2 separate regions of the Homo sapiens genome follow, and region 2 is linked to region 1. The links are chromatin loops, found by intact Hi-C in ENCODE. Cell type or tissue: dorsolateral prefrontal cortex. All regions are shown on one strand. Links, peaks and the distances in the headings refer to the core of each region. The heading gives the core; the rest is flanking DNA.

The links. Peaks named below come from ENCODE experiments on the same cell type or tissue, not always from the same donor. Only the 100,000 strongest peaks of a DNase experiment are listed, where the experiment ranks them.
Region 2: it touches region 1 in a loop (2.5-fold over the local background); 48 of 110 quality-filtered maps call a loop at or near these places.

Annotation. Positions count from the first base shown.
Region 1 is chr1:27,661,170-27,666,534 of GRCh38, forward strand. It overlaps IFI6 (interferon alpha inducible protein 6), which reads right to left. Exons shown (of 5, transcript NM_002038.4): 5 at 4,895-5,306. The coding sequence ends at 5,212. It overlaps LINC02574 (long intergenic non-protein coding RNA 2574), which reads right to left and starts at 1,553. Exons shown (of 2, transcript NR_151722.1): 1 at 1,508-1,553. RefSeq lists enhancers at 1,169-1,684, 1,406-1,615, 1,685-2,200. In dorsolateral prefrontal cortex, for the core only: CTCF peaks have their summits at 2,176 (motif pointing left) and 2,375; DNase peaks (open chromatin) are centred at 1,264, 2,172 and 2,707; H3K27ac peaks cover 820 bases.
Region 2 is chr1:27,542,296-27,547,660 of GRCh38, forward strand. AHDC1 (AT-hook DNA binding motif containing 1) reads right to left here. Exons shown (of 9, transcript NM_001371928.1): 8 at 4,966-5,365. The coding sequence ends at 5,009. Among named protein-coding and RNA genes, the nearest start is that of WASF2, 55 kb to the left of the region's middle. RefSeq lists enhancers at 203-721, 722-1,239. In dorsolateral prefrontal cortex, for the core only: no CTCF peak of the experiment used is centred there; a DNase peak (open chromatin) is centred at 3,128; H3K27ac peaks cover 5,000 bases.

The DNA.
Region 1 (5,365 bases), core at 181-5,180:
CTCTCTGGGTTCAAATCCTTGTCCTGTCACTTGCTAGCTGCTTGCCTTAGGGAAATTATTTAACCTCTCTGTACCTTGATCTCTTCATCTGTAAAATGCGGATCCTAAGAACACCCGAGAGAATTATTGTAAGGATGAAAAGAGTTAATATATGTAAAACTTTGGACCTGGGTGTTTGGAGCTGGGCTCTGAGGCTGAGGACTGGGACTTGGGTACTTGGGGTTGGGTACCCGGGCCTACTTCTTGGAGTCACCAAGACTCTATGTCTTTACTGGCTTTATACAGAAAATTAAAAGAGTGACATGGAGAGCAAGCTGTTCCCACACCGTGAGTGAGACACAGGTATCCATACAATTTTAAGCTCTCAGATGATTCCAAGGGGCAGACAAGTTGGCAATTACTATGGTAGAGAGAAACAAGGAGGCAATTTTAAAGTAGGTGGTCAGGGAGGGCTTCTCTGAGGAGGTGACATTTGAGTGAAGACCAAAGAGTGCAGAAGGAGCCATCACTGAAAAGTTAGGGGGAAAAGCCTTTGGGAAGGTGTCTGGCCTAGGCACCGGCATGCCTGGAGGTGTCTTTGGCCCAAGTGTGAAAGACTGAAGGAGAAATGGGCTTAGTTTGGTGGGTTCCAAGGATAGTGATCATGGCTGAGTGAAGACCCCTACCCCTTCTGCAGATCAGAACCTGGAGCAGTTAAACCACGCTGTGCCCTGGTAGCTGTGGGTGCTGGGAGGCAAGCTCTACTGGTTCATCAAGAATTTGTGGTCAGGCTGAGGCAGGCAGATCACCTAAAGTCAGGAGTTCAAGACCAGCCTGGCCAACATGGCGAAACCCCGTAGCTACTAAACATACAAATATTAGCCGGGCATGGTGGCACGCACCAGTAATCCCAGCTACTCGGGAGGCTGAGGCAGGAGACTCGCTTGAACCCGGGAGGTGGAGGTTGCAGTGAGCCGAGATCGCACCATTGCACCATTGCCCTCCAGCCTGGGTGACAGAGCGAAACTCCATCTAAAAAAAAAAAAAAAAAAAAAAAACTAGCTGGATGTGGTGGTCCATGCCTGTGGTCCCAATTGGGAGGCTAAGGTGGGAGGATCACTTGAGCCCAGGAGGTCAAGGCTGCAGTGAGCCGTGATTGTGCTACTGCACTCCAGCCTGGGCGACAGAGCAAGACCCTGTCTCAAAAAAAAAAAAAAATCTCTCCTGTGGGCCCATGCCATTTGTTCACACAGATAATGAACCAGTGGGCCTCTGCCAGCTTCTGACTTGGCACTGGACGTTTCTCTGGGAACTGGTGCTTGGAGCGGGGAAATGGGGGCTGGATTTCTGGGACTGGGTTCTGAGGCTGGGGACTGGGACTTGGATACTGGGGGGTAGGTGCTTGGACTTGCTTTTTGGAATAACCAAGGCTCCATTTCTTTACTGGCCTCTACAGATGAGCCTGTTCCCTAACCTGACTATCCTTTCTGTGGCTTCACGGCACAGAACTTCACAAGTGTGACCTTACCTTGTCTCAGCTGTCTGTTCCATGGAGACCCAGAAAGAGGGAAAGAGAAGGCTGCTCTGGACCTGTTCATGGGGCCTTCCTGGGACCCCTTTTCCGCCCGCTAAGCCAGGAAGCCTATGCTCCCTCATCTTCCACCCCTCCCCCAGCCATCTGCTTAAAGGAAGTGGCTCCTCTGTTCTTCACAGGAAGCCACAGGCCTCCCCTGCCTCGGCAGCCTCCAGCTACTGTTGCCCCAGACCCTCGGCTGGCCCAGACCCCCCTTTCCAGGCAGAATCTAGTGATGCCCAGTTCCCAGCATCCCCCTCTGCTGCCCAGCCAAGAAGTGCGTGTGGTGTGCTCCTCTCGTTAACTTTCATCCTTGTGACTTGGGTCTGGGAGCGCAGGCAGTGAGCCTGGAGGTGAGACCTGACTACAGGAGTTTGGAGATCCCCAAGTTGTAGGACTGAGGACTTGAAGGGAAGAGGAGGTGGGCCCTGGAGGGATTCTCTGATGGACCACTCTTGTGAGCTTCAGTAGCTCCTGCTGCTGAGCAGGGGCGAGGTCTATTCATTTCCGTCTCTATTTAACCCTGGTTGCCTGCCCCAGAGAGGGCTGTTGGTAATCGTGGAGCTGCTAAAGGCTGATGAGGGCTGATGGAGTCCAAGATAGGACTGTACTGCCACCTGGTGGTCAGATCCGCACATAGCACCATGAAATTGTGAGAGCCCCTGCCGGGAGAGTGGTGATTCAAGGGTATGGGGGACCTGGAAGGCCCTTAAAGAACAAGGAAATCCCTAAAGTATTTTATTTAAGAGCAAGACGCTCCTAACTTGAGCACTGGAGAAAGACATTCTAGGTCTGGACGAGAGTTCAACTCCTTCCCTTCCCCATTTTACAATCTGGGAAACAGGTCCAGAGAAAAGTGATGAGGACAGAGAACCTCTACATTGGCAGTCAGAGATGGGATCTATTTTTGGACTCTTTTTTTTTTTTTTTTTGGAGACGGAGTCTCACTCTGTCGCCCAGGCTGGAGTGCAATGGGGTGATCTTGGCTCACTGCAACCTCCACCTCCTGGGTTCAAGCGATTCTCCTGCCTCAGCCTCCCGAGTAACTGGGACTACAGGCGCCCGCCACCACACCCGGCTAATTTTTGTATTTTTAGTAGAGACAAGCCCTGCTAGTTTCTAGTTACCCTCATTTGTGACCAAACATGGTATCGCCCCGCACCGTCACCCACTTTAGTCACCAAAGTTGGCACTACAGAGTGGCTTTTGGCTGCTTCCAAAAATAAAATTCATCCTCAGAAAGCCAGGATCTGACAAGGCTGAGGGGACTCAGAAGCATGCGCTTCAGGCTCAGCAGATGTTTTAGAGGAGGAAGCCCTGGAGACCACAATATGTAACACCCCCAGCCCTAGTTTTGAAAACAAAGAAGGCCGAGTGCAGTGGATCACGCCTGTAATCCCTGCACTTTTGGAGGTCGAGGTGGGCAGATCACTTGAGGTCAGGAGTTCGAGACCAGCCTAGCCAACATGGTGAAACCCCGTCTCTACTAAAAATACAAAAATTAGCCGGGCGTGGTGGCACACACCTATAATCCCAGCTACTTGAGAGGCCGAGGCACAAGAATTGCTTGAACCCAGGAGGTGGAGGTTGCAGTGAGCTGAGATCTCACCACTGCACTCCAGCCTGGGCGACAGAGCAAGATTCTTCGTCTCAAACAACAACAACAAAAACAAGGAAGCTGGGACCCCAAGAGAGTACTTAACTTGTCTGAGGTGACTCAGCCCTGGAGCTGGGCGGGGACACAGCCATGTGTCTCTCTGAAGGTTGCTGCCAGGGAGGCATCTAAAAGTGCATTGAGGCCAGGTGCGGTGGCTCACGCCTGTAATCCAAGCACTTTGGGAGTGATCCTCAGGCGGATCACCTGAGGTCAGGAGTTCAAAACTAACTTGGCCAATGTGGCGAAACCCCTTCTGTACTAAAACTACAAAAATTAGCTGGGGGCGGTGGCAGGTGTCTGTAATCCCAGCTACTTGGGAGACTGAGGCAGGAGAATCGCTTGAACCTGGGAGGCAGAAGCTGCAGTGAGCCAAGATCACGCCACTGCACTCCAGCCTGCGCAGCAGAGTGAGACTCTGTCTCAAGAAAAATAATTAATTAAAAGTGTGTTGAGCATCTCTCGACTCGCGATGGTGAATTCTGGTGTGTGTTCACCCTTCTGCCACAGGCTTTGCAGATAGGATGATTGTGGTCCCTGGCAAGGATTGTGGTCCCTGGCAAGGGTGAGGGTGGGTGAAAGGAGATGGGGGCGGGGAGGTGGTGACAGGGAAGGAAAAGGTGGGGTCCTCATTTGTGCATCGTGAGCCTCAAGTAGGTAGGAACTGGGTCCCATCCGCTGTGGTGTCCTTTGCCCCTGCCATCACTTACAGAATGAAGGCAAGGAGTTATCCTGCGCAGGCCGGTCCCAAGGGATCCTGGGGAAGGTGGAGTCTCCCATAAAGAACTGGTCATTTCCAGTGTCATTCAGCCTGAGGACTGCTGAGGCCTCAGATCTAAAATCCTGGGGCAGGGCTGCCCATCTCTCTGGCCTTGATGTTGTCCAAGGGAATAAGTGGAGGGGGCTTCTTCTAAGGGCAGAGACCCTAGTTTGGTGCCAACTTTGGAAGAAAGGAAGAATATGGTCTGTGAGCCCCAGAGAGTAAACCCTGACTCCAAAGTCAGATGAGCTAATTCCTGGTTGTCACTTGGCTGTTCCCTCTTTGTTTTATGCAAGTCCTTCATCAATCATAACTGACATTTACGGAATGCTTCCTATGTGCTTGGGTTGTCTTCTCCTTCCTATTCAGAAGGGCTGTGAATTCCATATGCAAACTGTTCTCCCTATCCCCAGAGTCCTATGAGGAAAGGGGGACCTTGCCGAGCCCTCGAAAAGCTGCTGTTACGCCCTTTCCCCAGAGCGAAGGGCTGGCCTTTATTCTCCATCTGAGGGTGATCACTAGCGCTTCTTGAGAGAACGGAGACCTGGCTTCTCCATCTCTGCCTAATCAGAGAAGTACCTGGAAGCTTCTCTCAGTGAGAACAAACTGAGTTCTGCCTCCCCAAGCACCCTGTGGAATCAAGCCTGTCCATTTATACAGGAGGACCTGCTAGGCAGGAGTCCAGAGGAGGGGATGTCTGAACTGAGTCTGGAAGGATGGAAGGGAGTTTTTCAGGCAGATGAGCTTCTGAAGGCATCCAGGTAGAGACCAACATGTGCTAAGGCCCAGAAACAAAATCAACTGGTTGTGTTCCAGGAGCTGTGGTTGACTCGAGGGGAAAATGGGAATGGGGGTGTGTGGATGGTGCAGGCCAGAGCCAGATTGTTTTGGGCTTCTCACTGCAAACATGATTGACAGCAGGACAAAGTGTTTTCTGGGTGAAGTTTATTCTGTTTTCACATCTAGGTTGTTGGGGAGAGTGATAGACAAAGTTCTGGATTCTGGGCATCGTCGGCGCATGCTTGTAATCCTACTTGGGAGGTTGAGACAGGAGGATCACTTGAGGCTAGGAGTTGGAGGCTGCAGTGTACTATGTTCGCATCTGTGAATAGCCACTGCACTCTAGCCTGGACAATATAGTGAGAACCCATCTCAAAAAAAAAAAAAAAAAAAAAAAGGCAAAGTTCTAGATCCTAACTGGAAGAGTTAGGCCAAGAAGGAAGAAGAGGTTCTGGGAGCTGCTGGCTACTCCTCATCCTCCTCACTATCGAGATACTTGTGGGTGGCGTAGCCCATCAGGGCACCAATATTACCTATGACGACGCTGCTGCCACCAGCCCCTGTAAAGCAAACACAGATGAGTCACTGGGGCCCAAGTGCCAGGCCTGGGAATCCAAAT
Region 2 (5,365 bases), core at 259-5,258, 120 kb before region 1:
ACTCGGCCCAATTGCTAACGCAAAGAACTAGGTGCTATCACAAAGCCTCCCCCAAGGCCCCAAATCCACACTAGAATACAACCTCCTTCCTAGGAGGAGCACAGGCGAGGGAGGGCCGGCTCTATGGTCCTGCATGAAGGTACAAGAGGCGAGGGTTGGAGGTGTGTGACTCACACAGGCTGGTCAGAGGCCCCGGAGTTCAGCCTCTGTCGGGTATTTACCTACCCATCACCAGCCGCTGACTACGTGCTCACTGTGTACCAGGGACCTGGCCAAGGGCTTCACGTGTAATCTCATTTAATTCTCACAAGAGATGCAGAGAGGTGACGTGACTCATCAGGTGACATGACTCACCAGGTCACCTAGCTGGTAAGGGATGGAACTGGGTTGTGCATAGAGGCCTATCTGTGTCCACAGGCAGGCTCCCAGCCACCACCCTCCAGTTCCGTGGCCCTGCTCTGGGACGTGGGAAGATAAGAAAGAAGAAGGGTGAGTCGGTATGGTCGTGGAGAGATTACATTTTCAGGAAATGAGGGCTCAGAACAAGGCCTGGCCTAAACATGGCTGCAGGAGTGGCAAGAGATAGGATCAGAGGGAGGATGGCCTCAGAGAGTGTGGGGAAGAACTTGTGCCCAGAAGAGTCAGGGCAGGACTGGCTGGGCCCTGACGTAAGGCCTCTTGCTCAGAGTCACAGGCAAGATCAAGTGACCTCTCGAGGTTTCAAGACACGAAGAGACAAAGCCCAGAGCAGCTGCGGCCTGGTCCAGGCCCGGGCATGCCTGCTGACCCCGGCTGGATGGTGGCCTTGGAAACTGCTTCCTGCTTCAGTCAGGCCCTAGCCGCGTAACCTTGGAGGACCTGTGACATTTCTCTTGGCCTCAGGTCAGGCCTGAGAGGGAGTAGGGAGGGGAGAGGGACTCGAGAATCCTGAACACCTTGGAGGGCCCTTCATACCCTCCCACCCCTGTCCCCAGGGTCTGATAGGGTCGATCTTTAGCCCACAGGGCCCAACGTGGAGCCAGTCTGTCTGGCTCTACTTTCCATCTAGAGGCCCAGAGAAGATGTCTGCACAGGGCCAAGGCCCCCTCCTTGCTTGACCCGTTCTGTTCCCCGTCCCATCAGCCACAGCTCTCAGATCAGTCAGGCTCCACATTCCCCATTCTGTCTCCTCTGAGCTTTTATCTTCTAATCCACATTGGGATGTGACCTGCCTTTGCCCACAGTTCCCTCTGCCCAGAATGCCCTTCCCCCGGTCTCCATGTGTGCAAACCTTGCCTATTCTTGAAGGTTGAGCTCCAGTGCAGCTTCTTCCACAGAACCTCAAAATCCATTTAAGATGTCAGACCCAGCAAGAGTTGTGGGGACTGGGGCGGGTGCGGTGGCTCACACCTGTAATCCCAGCACTTTGGGAGGCTGAGGCAGGTGATTCACAAGGTCAGGAGTTCGAGAACAGCCTGACCAATGTGGTGAAACCCCATCTCTACTAAAAATACAAAAAAGTTAGCTGGGCACAGTGGTGCGCCCCTGTAATCCCAGCTACAGGAAGCTGAGGCAGGAGAATCGCTTGAACCCAGGAGGCAGAGGCTGCAGTGAGCCGAGATCGTGCCACTGCACTCCAGCCTCGGCGACACAGTGAGGCTCCATCTCAAAAAGAAAAAAAAAAAAAAGTGTAGGGATTGTCCAATCCAACCTATCCTTTTGCAGATGGGGAATCAGGCGTGGGGAGATGAGAGGCAGCCATATGGCAGAGCACCCAGGCTCAGGAGGGACAGTACTGGGTTCTAATCCTGGCTCCACTATCTGCCAATGGATCCCCTGGGCAAGGTTCAGAGCTGCACCCATTTCCTCAACTCTAATGTGGGATAGGGCGGGAGGCAGGGGGTTGTGGTGGGGAGACACACCCCACCTCATAGTCTGCTGTGAAGGGTCAGTGAGGCAGCGTTACATAAAGGGCCCAGCACAAATGTCCCTTTTCTCATCAAGGGGGCAGAGGGCTGACTTCTGACCACAACACCCAGCTGTCCAGCAAATCTTTGTTTCTCACTGCCTCTGGGCACCTGCCACTCTCTGCCAGGTGTTTTCAGGTTTTTTGTGTACTTGTTTTAGTTTCCTGGGGTGGAGGCTGAACTGGAGGACAGGGGTCATGCCTGCTTTGTCTCCCCAGTACCCAGCACTGGATGGACACACAGGGGCTCAGGTTGGGAAACTAAGCTCAACTGCTGCTTCTCCAGTGCCTGGCGTCAAAACTGCTCACTGCTATTGGTGAATGAGCGTGTCCTTGTCCTCTCTGCTTAAGCCCTCTGTTGAGAGTGGCAACTCCCTCTATGAACTTTTTCCTTGCCACTCTCCTTCTCTGTATCTCCAACTCTTTCTCATTCCCGTGGTGATTTTGATCATCCCCTGGCACTGGGGGGTTGCCCTAGAGCCTGTGGGTCATCTTAGATAGAGAGAGGGGGCAGCCGTCCCACCACCTTGGCCTGGGCCATCATCACTGCATGTGTGGACTACTGCAGCTGGTCTCCCTGCTTCAACACTAGCCCTGCTCCACGGTGGCCTGGGGAATTCCAGCAGGGAACTCTTCAGTGGATCCCCACGTGTCTGGGAATGAAATTCAGACTCCTTCTAATGCCCCGCATGATCTGGCCTCGCTTGCCTCATCCCCTCACTTAGCTTTACTGCCTTCCCATAGGCAGTTTCTTAAAGCTGAGTCCCTTCCTGCCTCCAGGCTTTCCACACTGCTGTTCCCTCTGCCCAGAATGTTCTTCCCCCTCCCCGCCAGCTGTTCAGCCCCATCATTCCTCAGGCCTCAGCTTCAAGGTCCGGTCAGCATGCTGTGTGCGCTCACAAGCTTCTAGCTTTTTTCTCTTGTACAGTGCTTCCCACAGCTGGAATCAACACATGCTTAATGCCACTGTTTGCTGTCTTTCCCTCTAAATGGGAAGCCCCCTGAGGACCAGTACCTCATTTGTGGTGTTCACTGTGGTGCCCCCAATGCCTGGCTTCTAGTGGGTGCTGGACAGATGTCTCTAGAACAATGGAATGCATTGGTTTGAGGACAGCGCAGTTAACTCACAGCCCTGAGTGGGGAGCAGGGCCAGAATGTGGGGCTGGATGGCATCCCAGTTCCTCCTGCGTTCAGGCCTCACTGGGTGGTTCCATTATGTACTTCACTGAGCTGTGACCTGCCCAAACACCCAGCCCCCACACCCGTCCATTTTCCCACCCAGAGCCTGGGAGGAACGGTTTTTGGATTATTTCACATTTCTGGATTATCCATGAGACATCTCCCCGCCAGTGAGAAGGATCAAGAGTTTGACATTTTAAACCCTAAGCAGTTTCTCCCTGGCCTGCTTCAGATCTGAGGCTCTGCTGGTTGCAATGAGACGCATGGGGAATGGAAGGCCATTTTAATCTTGGCCTGGCTTCATCAGGAAGGAAAAGATGCTGCCAAAAAAAAAAAAAAAGTTTGCTTCATTGTCTCTGCCATGCAGAGCTGCGAGAGCCTAAGGGATTATCAAAGTAAATTTCCTTGAAAAGATGGGGAAACTGAGGCCCAGAGAGGGGCAAAAGCTTGGTCAAGGGCATGTGGGAAGTTGGTGGCCAATCTGGGAATGGTCCTCCCGGAGGCCTCCGGACTCCTGCATGCTGCCCTTTGTCACCTTCAGGCACCAGGGGAGCTGGGGTCTGGCAGAGAGGGGGCAACAAGTTTCCACTGACATGACTTCAGGACCCTGAGTCACCCTGGCCTTGAATGGCCTCCCAGAGCACGGATGGGACTTTCCAGGAGCCCAGCTACTCCTCCAGGAAGAGAAACTCCCAGGAAGCTTCAGTGGCAGCAGAGGTGAAGGGTGAGGGACGCAGGCATGCCCCCAGTCTGCCCCATCACCAACCACCACATCTGGGCCAATTTTGTGACAGATCTGTTGTCCAAAAGTGGGGCCAGTGGCGGCTGTATTTCGGGAGCAGGCTGTTCTTCAAGAAGATGGCTCCTTCAACCTTGTTCCCTTTGATCATTTTGGGGGCATTTTCTGTCTTTTATTTTCCTTTTTTAAAACACCAAATCTTGAGAATACTAAAACTGACTCCAACTAATGAGGTCACAGTACCTGATAAAAACAGTATCAAAACATTTAACACTCTTTAACTGAACTCTCAGAAAAGTCTTTGGCTTCAGGAAAGGGACTGGCTTTTCTAGGGTCAAAATACCTTTGCCTGAAGATAGCCTCACTGGCTGCAGGTTTGCAGGGACAGTGGGACCCCAGCACCCCTTCTCCACTTCTGGGTCCCTACCCCACATGCTCCTGGCCACACCTAGCCTATCTCAGACCAAAGATGTTGGAAAATAGCCTTTGGGGGTACCTTGGGAGGCCAAGAGAGGACATTTTGGACCATCCTGTGAAGCCCTTGCAGAGTGTGTGACCACGCCACACTGGCCACTCTTGGCCTGGCCCTCACCAGGCTGCCTCTTAGAATCAGTGAAGCTCCCAGGGAAATGGGGGTGCCAGCAGGGCTGGTCCTCTGGATAGGCCCTGGGTAGACGACCGTCCAACCTGCTTCTCCCTTCACCTGTCTCACACAGGGCGATACAAATGCCCACCCTTATCAGCGTATTTCCTGGGAAATACTCACTTCCTGCCCAAGACATAGCATGAACAAATAATTGAAAGCTTAATAAACCAAACTACAGGGCCCCATCCAGTGTGTAGTCCTCTGGCCATTTCAATTCACAAGACCCCCCCGAACGTTCAAGCCCCCTGCTGAGTTCCCAGCCCAAGCACCCCATCTCCTCCTGAGACTGTCCGCAACAGCGAATCCTGAATCCCTACACCCTGCTCTCAGTCCCCAGCCTTGCCCTTAAATCCTGCATTTGCTTCCTGCACTCCATACCTCTGTCCTTGCCTAAGCTCTGATGTCCTCTTCCCACCCCCAGGCCTCTGCCCACTGCGCCCACATCCCCAGACTCACCCAGGAACAAAACCTCGCGGTCCAGTCGGCACTTCAGTTGGCACTACAGGGATGTGACGGTGAATGTGTCCTCGGGGTGAGGTTCCGCCATGGGCCCCAGGAAGCCGCTCTTGGGGCCCCCACCCAGGCCAGGATGCGCCTGGGGCATAAAGCCTGGGTACCTGTAGGCGGTGTCCTGCAGGGGCAGCAGCGAGTCCCTCGGCACGGGGGACAGGGTCAAGTCACTAAGGAGTGGGCAGCCATAGCCAGCAGCGGCTGCAGCAGGGCCACGGGGTGGGCCAGGGGGCCGGGCCATTTCCAGTGGCTCCTTGTCGGCCTTGGGCGTGGCTGGTGGGCTAGCCAGGTGAGGGGCACTGAGGCACGCGGCCTCCGTCCTGCCCAGGAAGTCAGCCAGCAGCCC